Linked DNA regions of Homo sapiens: region 1 is linked to region 2. Evidence: read pairs that join two places in POLR2A ChIA-PET (ENCODE). Cell type or tissue: HCT116. All regions are shown on one strand. Each heading gives the region's core, and the rest is flanking DNA. Links, peaks and the distances in the headings are about the cores only.

Evidence for each region. ChIA-PET counts read pairs that join two places held together with the same protein. Peaks named below come from ENCODE experiments on the same cell type or tissue, not always from the same donor. Only the 100,000 strongest peaks of a DNase experiment are listed, where the experiment ranks them.
Region 1: POLR2A ChIA-PET joins it to region 2 with 8 read pairs; 6 of 35 experiments call an interaction of 5 or more read pairs at or near these places.

What each region holds. Positions count from the first base shown.
Region 1 is chr3:98,887,198-98,891,601 of GRCh38, reverse strand. All of the region lies in intron 1 of DCBLD2 (discoidin, CUB and LCCL domain containing 2), which reads left to right. Among named protein-coding and RNA genes, the nearest start is that of DCBLD2, 12 kb to the left of the region's middle. In HCT116, for the core only: no CTCF peak of the experiment used is centred there; no DNase peak of the experiment used is centred there; H3K27ac peaks cover 4,000 bases.
Region 2 is chr3:98,978,659-98,983,062 of GRCh38, reverse strand. LINC00973 (long intergenic non-protein coding RNA 973) reads right to left here. Exons shown (of 3, transcript NR_186665.1): 2 at 529-599. Among named protein-coding and RNA genes, the nearest start is that of LINC00973, 66 kb to the right of the region's middle. In HCT116, for the core only: no CTCF peak of the experiment used is centred there; a DNase peak (open chromatin) is centred at 1,862; H3K4me3 peaks cover 1,784 bases; H3K27ac peaks cover 4,000 bases.

The DNA.
Region 1 (4,404 bases), core at 130-4,129, 91 kb after region 2:
CGTTGTATCATCAGTGGAAAACAGTTAAAGGATTTCTAAATAAGGGACCTACATGACCCAGTTAGTATTTAAGAAACTCTGGCTGAAGTGTGGACAGTGGATTAGAGGGAGAAAAGATAGAAAGTGGGGAAACCTATTAGAGAACTTTGCAAGGGCCTGCACTTGTTCAGAGGGACTAAATTTAGAACTGCTAAGGAGATAAAAAGTATAAAATATAATGATTAGTTAAATTTGAGAGAGCCAAGTCAGTTTAATATTGAGATTTTTCTTTCTGGAATCTTCTTCCTCTTCCTGCATTCCACTTCTCTCATTCACCAGGATTTCTACCTAGCTAACTGCTTGCTTGCTTGCTTGCTTTTTTCTTTCTTTCTCTCTCTCTCTCTCTCCCTCCCTCTCCCTCTCTCCTTCTCCCTCTCCCTCTGTCACACATGCACACACACACACACATTCTCACACTCACACTGAAGCACTCATTACTTCCCTGTAGTACTCATCATCCCTGGAATGACTCTCTGTGTTTGTCTTACTCCCTATATTGTAAACTCTGTAAGGACAGGGGTCTTGTCTGACATTTTTACTGTTGTTCCTAATACCTAGTAGCACACTGCTGGACATGTGGAGGTTGTTCATTGAATGCGTAGGACATGTGGAGTTTCAAATGAAGTGGAACTTCTGAGCAAAAGTGCTTAGTATGTATATAGATAAGATTGAAGACTTTGGAGCTTTCTCCATTTAGTGACAACTGAAGTCAAGGAGTAGATTGCCCACATAGAATACAGAGTGGGGAAAGAACTCTGAAGAATAGCAACATCAACAGCTGGTAGTAACAAGGTTACATACAGTTAAGGTCTGCGAGATGCAGTTGGAGGGTTAAAGGAATTAAGACATGGGAGGAGAGATTTAAGAAGGAGGGAGGGGAGATATGAAGTAAGGGAGAAGGAAGCAAGAGAAGGAAGTGCCAGCAATGCCAGATGCTGTAGAAGGTAACAAAAGATAAGGATGGAAAATTCTCCATTGGCTTTTGGCAGCTCAGAAACTGACTGCTTTAGTGAAGAGTTTCATTGGATATGTAGATCTGTGTGTTTCCTAGGGCAGCTGTAACAAAGTACCACAAGCTTAACTGACTTAAATTTATTGTCTCACAGTTATGGAGGCTAGAATTCTGACAGCAGGGTGTGCAGAGGGCCATGCTCTTTCCTAAGACTCTAAGGTAGGATCCTTATCTCTTTCTAGCTTTTTGGTGATTGCAACTCTTAGCATTGCTTGGCTTTTAATATATCACTCCAGTCTCTGCCTCTGTGGTTACATGTGGTTCTCCCTGCATCTCTGTCTAAACTTTCCTCCTCTTAGAAAACACCAGTTGTTGGATTAGGGCCCACCCTAACTCCAGAATGACTTCATTTTAACTTGATTACATTTGCAAAATCCAGTTTCCAGATAAGGTCACATTTGTAGGTACCAAAAATTAGGACTTGAACATGTGTCTTTTTGAGGGACACAATTCAACCCGCAACAGTCTTGAACGTGAATTGCAGTGCATTGACATTAGAAAAGGAGGCAAAGAAGACATCAAGTATAGGCAACTAAAGAAATCTATGTACAAGAAGGAAAAAGTGAGAAAAAGGTGGTAGATGGGGGGTGGTGAGGGGACACCATGTAGAAGGAGGTTTTGTGTGTTTTTAGTTGTTACCCTTAGTGTTTTAAAGCTTGTAAAACTGCAGATCCAAGGCCCCACTGAAGAACTACAATTACAGGTTATAATTTGCAAAAAAGGCAAAATCAGTTGTCTTGCAAATATAAGATAAACACACCAAATATTTTGTTCAACTCATTCATTAATGAGGGAATCAGTAAAATGTTAAAACTGTCCATAGAGTATTTGAGAAGCTAGGTGTTTATAGGCAATGTTAGGATATGATAGCTGCATTAGATGGCCAAAACTGATTAATGGCCAACAAAGCCTTAAACTTTTACCTATAGGTTATTTTTTCAACTATAGAAAAATTATGTGCATCTTTACCAAACAATCTGTAAGTTAACATGTAACCAAGACTGCAACCTTTAATCAGCATTAAATAGCAGGTGGTAATTATTTTGCCCTATAACTTTGAGTGGCTTTTGCTTTTTATGACATTTAAAGGATGTGCTGCACACTTTTTTTTTACCCTATTTCCAAGTTTCAGGTCATCTTTCTGACATACTTGTTAGAATCCAGGGAGGTGGAAATAGGAGCCTGAGAACCTTTAATTAGCCTGTAAGTGATTCTAACATTGACTTGACTTTGAGTACCACCAAATAAGAGAAAACTGAGAGGCTTTGAGTGCCCATCTGAGGCTGGAACCCATTACTATCTGATGACACTCATCTCCTGGGTTTTGTGAGTTTTTTCTCTTTCTATAGTGCTCAACTCTTTGACAAAGAGAAATTATTTAATGATCTAGGGTGGAGCTTTTGCCAGGCAGATATATGCTCAAGAAGAATACAGTGGCTAGAAAGCGAAGATATCAGAAAGAGTGTAGTTAATGTATTGGACGTGAGGCCCAGACTAGGTAGAGAAAGAAGTGAGGCCAGGATCAGCTTAACAGATGGAGAGAGAAGAGAGAAATCCAGTTCACAGAAAGTATGCAGTGGGTGTAAGAGAGCTGAGAGGTCAGGAGACTGTAACCAGAAGAGCGAGATGTTAAAGTTTTTAAGATTTCAGAGTTGGGAGTAGTTTCCAATAATGGCAAAAATAAAGTCCAGGTTGTGGTCCTGAGAGTGAGTTACTGAACTGCAGTAGAGGTCATTGGGTTGATTAGTGAGCATTACTTTCTCATAAATTTATACTTTCTACAAGACACTAGAAGCTTTAAAGCATGCTATAAATTTAAATTTCCTAAAATAATGTGCCATTGTTCTCTTAACTTTCGCCAGATTGTAGCCAAGTGTACTGGGTCAATAAACAATGGGCAAAAGCTGTTCTGATCTTTTATGACAATAATAGTACTCACAAATATTTATTGAGCACATTGTTATGGCTTAGGACCTTGACACCAGTTGTTTTCGTATGGTATGTCGTTTAAATCTTAACCTTGGTAGCTTGAATTGTTAATATTCCCATTTTACCCCTGGCAAAACTGTGATTTAGCAGCAATAAGTAACCTTTTCAAGGTCATAGTGAGTGGTAGATAGGACATTTAAATTGATTGTATGACTCCAGTGTGTATAACCATTGCATTCTAGGTAGAGTATGTGCATGGTGGAGTTGAAGAGGATTTATATATAGCTCACATTCCTTCATGTTATTCAGTTTTGTAGATTATCACACATGCAGAGATGAGTTTGAGCTTAAAAAGAATGAAGCTGGGGGCAATGTCTTTTTAAAAAAATGGTCACATTGACCCTCTTTGGACTCTGAATGCATGTGCATCTTATGCAGTATTTTAAAAATTAAATAAATGAGCTATCAAGCCACAAAAAACCATGGAGGAAATTTAAATACATTCTACTAAATGAAAGCAGCCAATCCGAAAAGGCTACCAACTATGTGATTCCAACTGTTTGATGCTCTGGAAAAGGCAAAACTAGGGAGACCCGAAAAAGATCAGTGGTTACCAGGGTTTTGGGGGAGGTAGAGATGAGCAGGTGGAACATGGGATTTTTAGGGCAGTGAAACTACTCTGTGTGATACTATAGTGGTGGGTACATGTCATATATTTGTCCAGACCTATAGAATGTACACCAGGAGTGAACCCTAATATGAACTGTGGACTCAGGGTGATAACAATGTGTCAGTGTAGGTTCATCAATTGTAACAAATGTATCAGTTTAGTCAGGAATGTTAATAATGAAGGAGGCTATGCAAGTGTAGGGGCAAGGGATATATGACAAATATCTGTTCTTTCTATTCAGTTTTATTATGAACCTAAAACTGCTTTAAAAAGTGAAATATATTTTAAATACTAAATTTATGTTATATATGTTTTACCACAATTTAAAAACTGTAGGGATGGAGAAAGATATACCTTGTGAACACTAAAGAAGACTGGAGTCACTGTATTAATTTCAGACAAAACTTCAGAACAAGGAAAATTACCAGGGCTAAAGAGGACATTAAAAAATTAAGTGAAATTAGAGTAGTATTTGAATTATCTGAGATTTGTAGTGATGCAACTTAACAAACCTCACAATTACAAGGTTGATATAGTACTTCTGGTCTAAAAATTCACAGTACCAAATAATAAAAACTTTATTGTAACCAAATGAAATCAGATACGTTAGTTAACAGTTGCAACTTACTCTTCTGAACACTTTTCTGTTTCGTAAAAGCTCCATGCTTTCTCATTTTAAGATCTCGCAGATATATTATGTGACCAAAGTGACAGTTATTTAGAGCAAGTATAGTCAGACTCACCAGTTCACCAA
Region 2 (4,404 bases), core at 175-4,174:
GGTTGTAATAATATTCTCATTCTGTGATTATAACTTATTTAAATATAAATATTTATTGTGTACATGTATACAATGTAAGCCACATTAAAACATTTGGGAAAGAATATAAGGGTGTAAATAATGAATAAATTAATTAATTCATGATCTTTTTTCTTAAAATGACAATAGGTAGAAGTTCTGATCCTAAGAAAAAGAAACAATGCAAATGTTTGGAGAAGACCTCTAAATCTGGATTCTTCAAAGTAAAATTTGTATGCAAGGCCATTGATAAAAGATACATTGTATATGTGATAATTTCAGACCCTTCCACAATGCAGAGAAAGGATTTATTTGCATGCTAATGTATGCCAAAGGATAAGTAATTCCTCCCCTTCTTCTCCTTCTACATACTGGTCACAAAGCTTAGATTCAATGTCAAATAAATTTGAAAGCTGGTACTCGAAGTCACTGCTGGGGAAGAGAAAAGCTTTATGCCTGTAGCTGGGCCCATGGACAAAGCCAAGGATTCAGTAAAGTACTGAGGCTTACATTCCAGCTGTGTAATCATCTCCCTCTGTGACCTCGGACAAATGATTATGCTTCCATTCTTATTTCTTCATCTGTAAAAAATGACAAGAAAAGTTTGGAAGGGGAGATCTCAGTGTTCATACTCAAACTATAGATCAAATTGTTATAATTAAAACCACAACATAACCCAGTTCTACAAACCTATAGCAGATGCCATAATATTATATCATTTGTCAGTAAAAATCTGCTTCTATTCCATCTGATACAGACACAAAGGTGATGTATTCTTTAACAGGCAAAATAAATCCCAGTAGAGAATACTACTGGCATTGTTCTTTCCTTGCATTCAGCTCATTAAAAACAGAATGATCGTGTGGGAACCTTGAAAAAATGACTGAATATACTAAGTGAAGCACTTCTTTAAGAGTACATAATTTTAATTTTAATCAAAATCCCAATTTTATTTTTAATATTAGCCTTCAGCAAGAATGTGAAAACACTAAACCAAGAAAATTTACTTTGTTTATTCCTTTAGTTTAATAAGAGCAAATTGTTTCTAGTCTTAGTTCTATGAACAACAAGGTATGTGACTTGGACAGATATGGCTAATTTATAGAAAAGAACATTGTATATAATCATTATGCATTTATATTTAAGAGCCTTTACAGTAATATTGAGGGTAACTATAACATCAAGTAAAAAATTATTTAGAAGAGTTTTTACATTTTTAATCACTTAGAAAAGTATTCACAGAATACTAAGTGAACAGACAAAAAAAAGAAGTAAAACTTATATGTATAATATAATATCAACTACCAAAAAATGCCAGCGGTAGTAGAAAAATCTACCAAAATGTTAGCAATAGTGGTCTTATTTAATGTGGTGAAATTGTAAATGATATTTTTCTCTTCTTTCAATTTTCCTCTTTATTATATTCTTTAACACCTATATATTATTTTATAATCAGAAAATAATAAACTATTCATGAAAGAAAATATAACTCCCAGGCAATGAGAACTTCAGCTTCCATCTGTTAATTTCTGCAAACAGTAGTACCCATTATTACTGAGAATGCTCAGAGAATCTTACACACCAATGACATTTCAGAATCAAAGGATTAGTTATATCCCATGCCATACAAAAAAAATTGATTCCCCAGTATTACTTACTTCCTCTACTCATTACTGCAGCCAGAGATCAGGGTTGACAGTGAGGGAATAATTGTCCTTGCCTCAGACCAGGAAGCCTTCAATTCCAGGGAAAGAGATAACAATGCGAAGGAGTAACACAGCTGGGGAATACCTTATTGATGAAGCCACAAAATAGCTTTCTAAATGACCAGAAGTCGTGCCTAGCAAATGTATCAGCAAATCTCTGTGGCTTCATTACCCAAACTTCTTCCTCTAGGAAACCACCTACTTCTCCCACAGAGGAGTCATGAGCAGTTAGTGTCAGCTCAGGAGCAGCCACAACTGTCCACATGCTCCCAAGAGCTTCTAGTGTCTTTCTAAAATATACACACAGCTCTTTCTGGGTATAAGTATGACTCATTTCTTCACTTATTCTATATTTATTGAGCACCAAGTATGTGTCAAGCCCAGGAGACAAAAATATCTCCTCATTTAAAACAGGTAAGTCAAGCATTTTGAGGTTATAATTTGAAGTTTGCCTCAAGGTATTATAGAAAAAGTTTGCATTTTAGAGTCAGGTAGACTTGCGCTTGAACCCCAACAGGAAAATAATATTTATGGTTGAACTTGGATAATTTACTTAGCCTTTCTGAACTTTGATTAATATTCTATAATGGGGCTAGTCATACTAATATTATTTTAAATATCTGGTACATAATTGTGATTCTCAATAAATAATTTTACTTTGTTAGTAACATATTTATTAACAATTAAACATAAGAGAGGCATATTCTGGAAAAAATCATTACTACTTAAGAAGCATACAGAAAAATAGAATAATCAATACATATAATTAGAGCAGTATGTCCCTGAGGAACTTTGATGGAGAATAGCCCATTAGTCCCTCAATAATTTGAAATAAACTGAAATCTTTCTAGACATTTTAAATGTTTTATCTATTTCTGACAGAAGCACTAATTTTAACATAGAAGCTCTTCAAGTAAGTTGCTAACTGTAAAGTACCCTATTAAAACCACTCTTTCTGATCTACCCAAACTAAGGAAAAAAGAGAGAGAAACATACTGTTAAATTTTGGCTAAAGCCAAAGTCAAATGCTTTAGAAAAAAGGTAACCAGCTTCTCTACTTGGACCAGACTCATCAAGAAAACAAGTGAGAAAAGTCACTTTGTATCCTCATTCATTATTTTCTAGGTAGTGGGAAATAACAAAAGTGTTCCTGAATGAAAATAGAAGGGAAACGTTCTAAACAAGAGTGCCCAGGGTCAATCAAATGTGATCTTGTTTTGCTGAGAGGGAGGATATGTAGAGGAATCATGTGGGAATGAGGCTGAGGGAAAGGTGGGATGGCATTTGGAGAGGTTGTAGATTCCAACCTGAAATATTGGTATTAATGTCCTCATCATTTCATTTAAGATTTATAACATCTGCATGAACTAAGCATTTTGGAGTTGAGGAAACCAATTCCCATTAAGAGATCTGGCCAATGTCACACAGCAAGAAAGGGAAAGACAGGATTGAAACCCAATTTCCTGATTCCTAGGTCAGAGTTGACTGCATGCTTCCTAATAGACCCCTTAACAATGAACCAAACTCAAAATTTGGAAGACTGGAATAAGGAAATCTGCTAATATTGGTTACATTGTTTTATAACTTTATCCCATAGCATGTAAGGTGACAAATTTGTTTTGGCAGCATCCTTAGAATTCATGTGAACAATAGGTGTCAAGAAAGTATCATAATGAAATAGAGACAGAAATCACATATGGGTACTAATTATTTAAAAATCACTTAGAAGGTAAGTAAATCATCAAGATTTTCCTTTCTAGAGAAATGATCTAATAGAGGAAAAACATGTTTGTCTTTCCTCGGATGGTTTCCCACAATTTCAAAAGGATTGTTTTGCTTTTAACATATTTTCTCCCATGACATTCTTTGATCTTCAGATTAACTAAAATGTGTGAAGTCCCTGTTTGCTGAGAGCAAAAGAGAACTACAACTGTTCATAACCCTTCCCCTGCTCTCTTCAAGCTATGATAGGATTCAGAGCAAGGAAATATCTGCCAAGACTTGAAAATGCCATCTCTATGTTCTTGCATATGCTGTTCCAGAAGAGGCAGGCCCTTACTCTTCCTGACCTCTACAACCTTCCTTTACCCATAAATAGAATTACTGGATCCCCATTTGCAGACTCCACCTCTTATACCCCATCTCTAAGACCAATTCTGACATTTGGCAGAAAAGATGTAAATCACGTTGATTCTCTATTCTAGCATTCATCATCCTGTGACTCTCGCTCCTAGACAGGTCTTGAACTTGTATCCCAGTCTCTAACTGTGAGCAATTAAAGGACAGCAACTATATCTTATTTTATTTTATGCCCTAGAATCTAATATATTGGTGGCTTACACATAGACAAAAATGTTTGCTGATTGACTGACTGACTGACTGACTGACTGACTGGTGGAATGGAGCTTCTGCCCTGTTGGTAAAACCCAGTTGACACCTGTTTGGTAACTCAATCCCTGTTCTACTCTCTGTTTAAGTTCTTGCTTTGGTTACCTTCTTAGTAGTCTAGCCCGTCTGGGATGTAGGACCATGTCTTACACCTGGAAATGTACTTCACAGGATATGATTCCTTTCCCTGAGCTCCTACTGATAAATTTTTGACAATGGTAGAATTTACCTTGCTTTTTGAATCTCCACATATCATTTCTCCCCAGCTTCACCACAGCCCTGACATACTGAC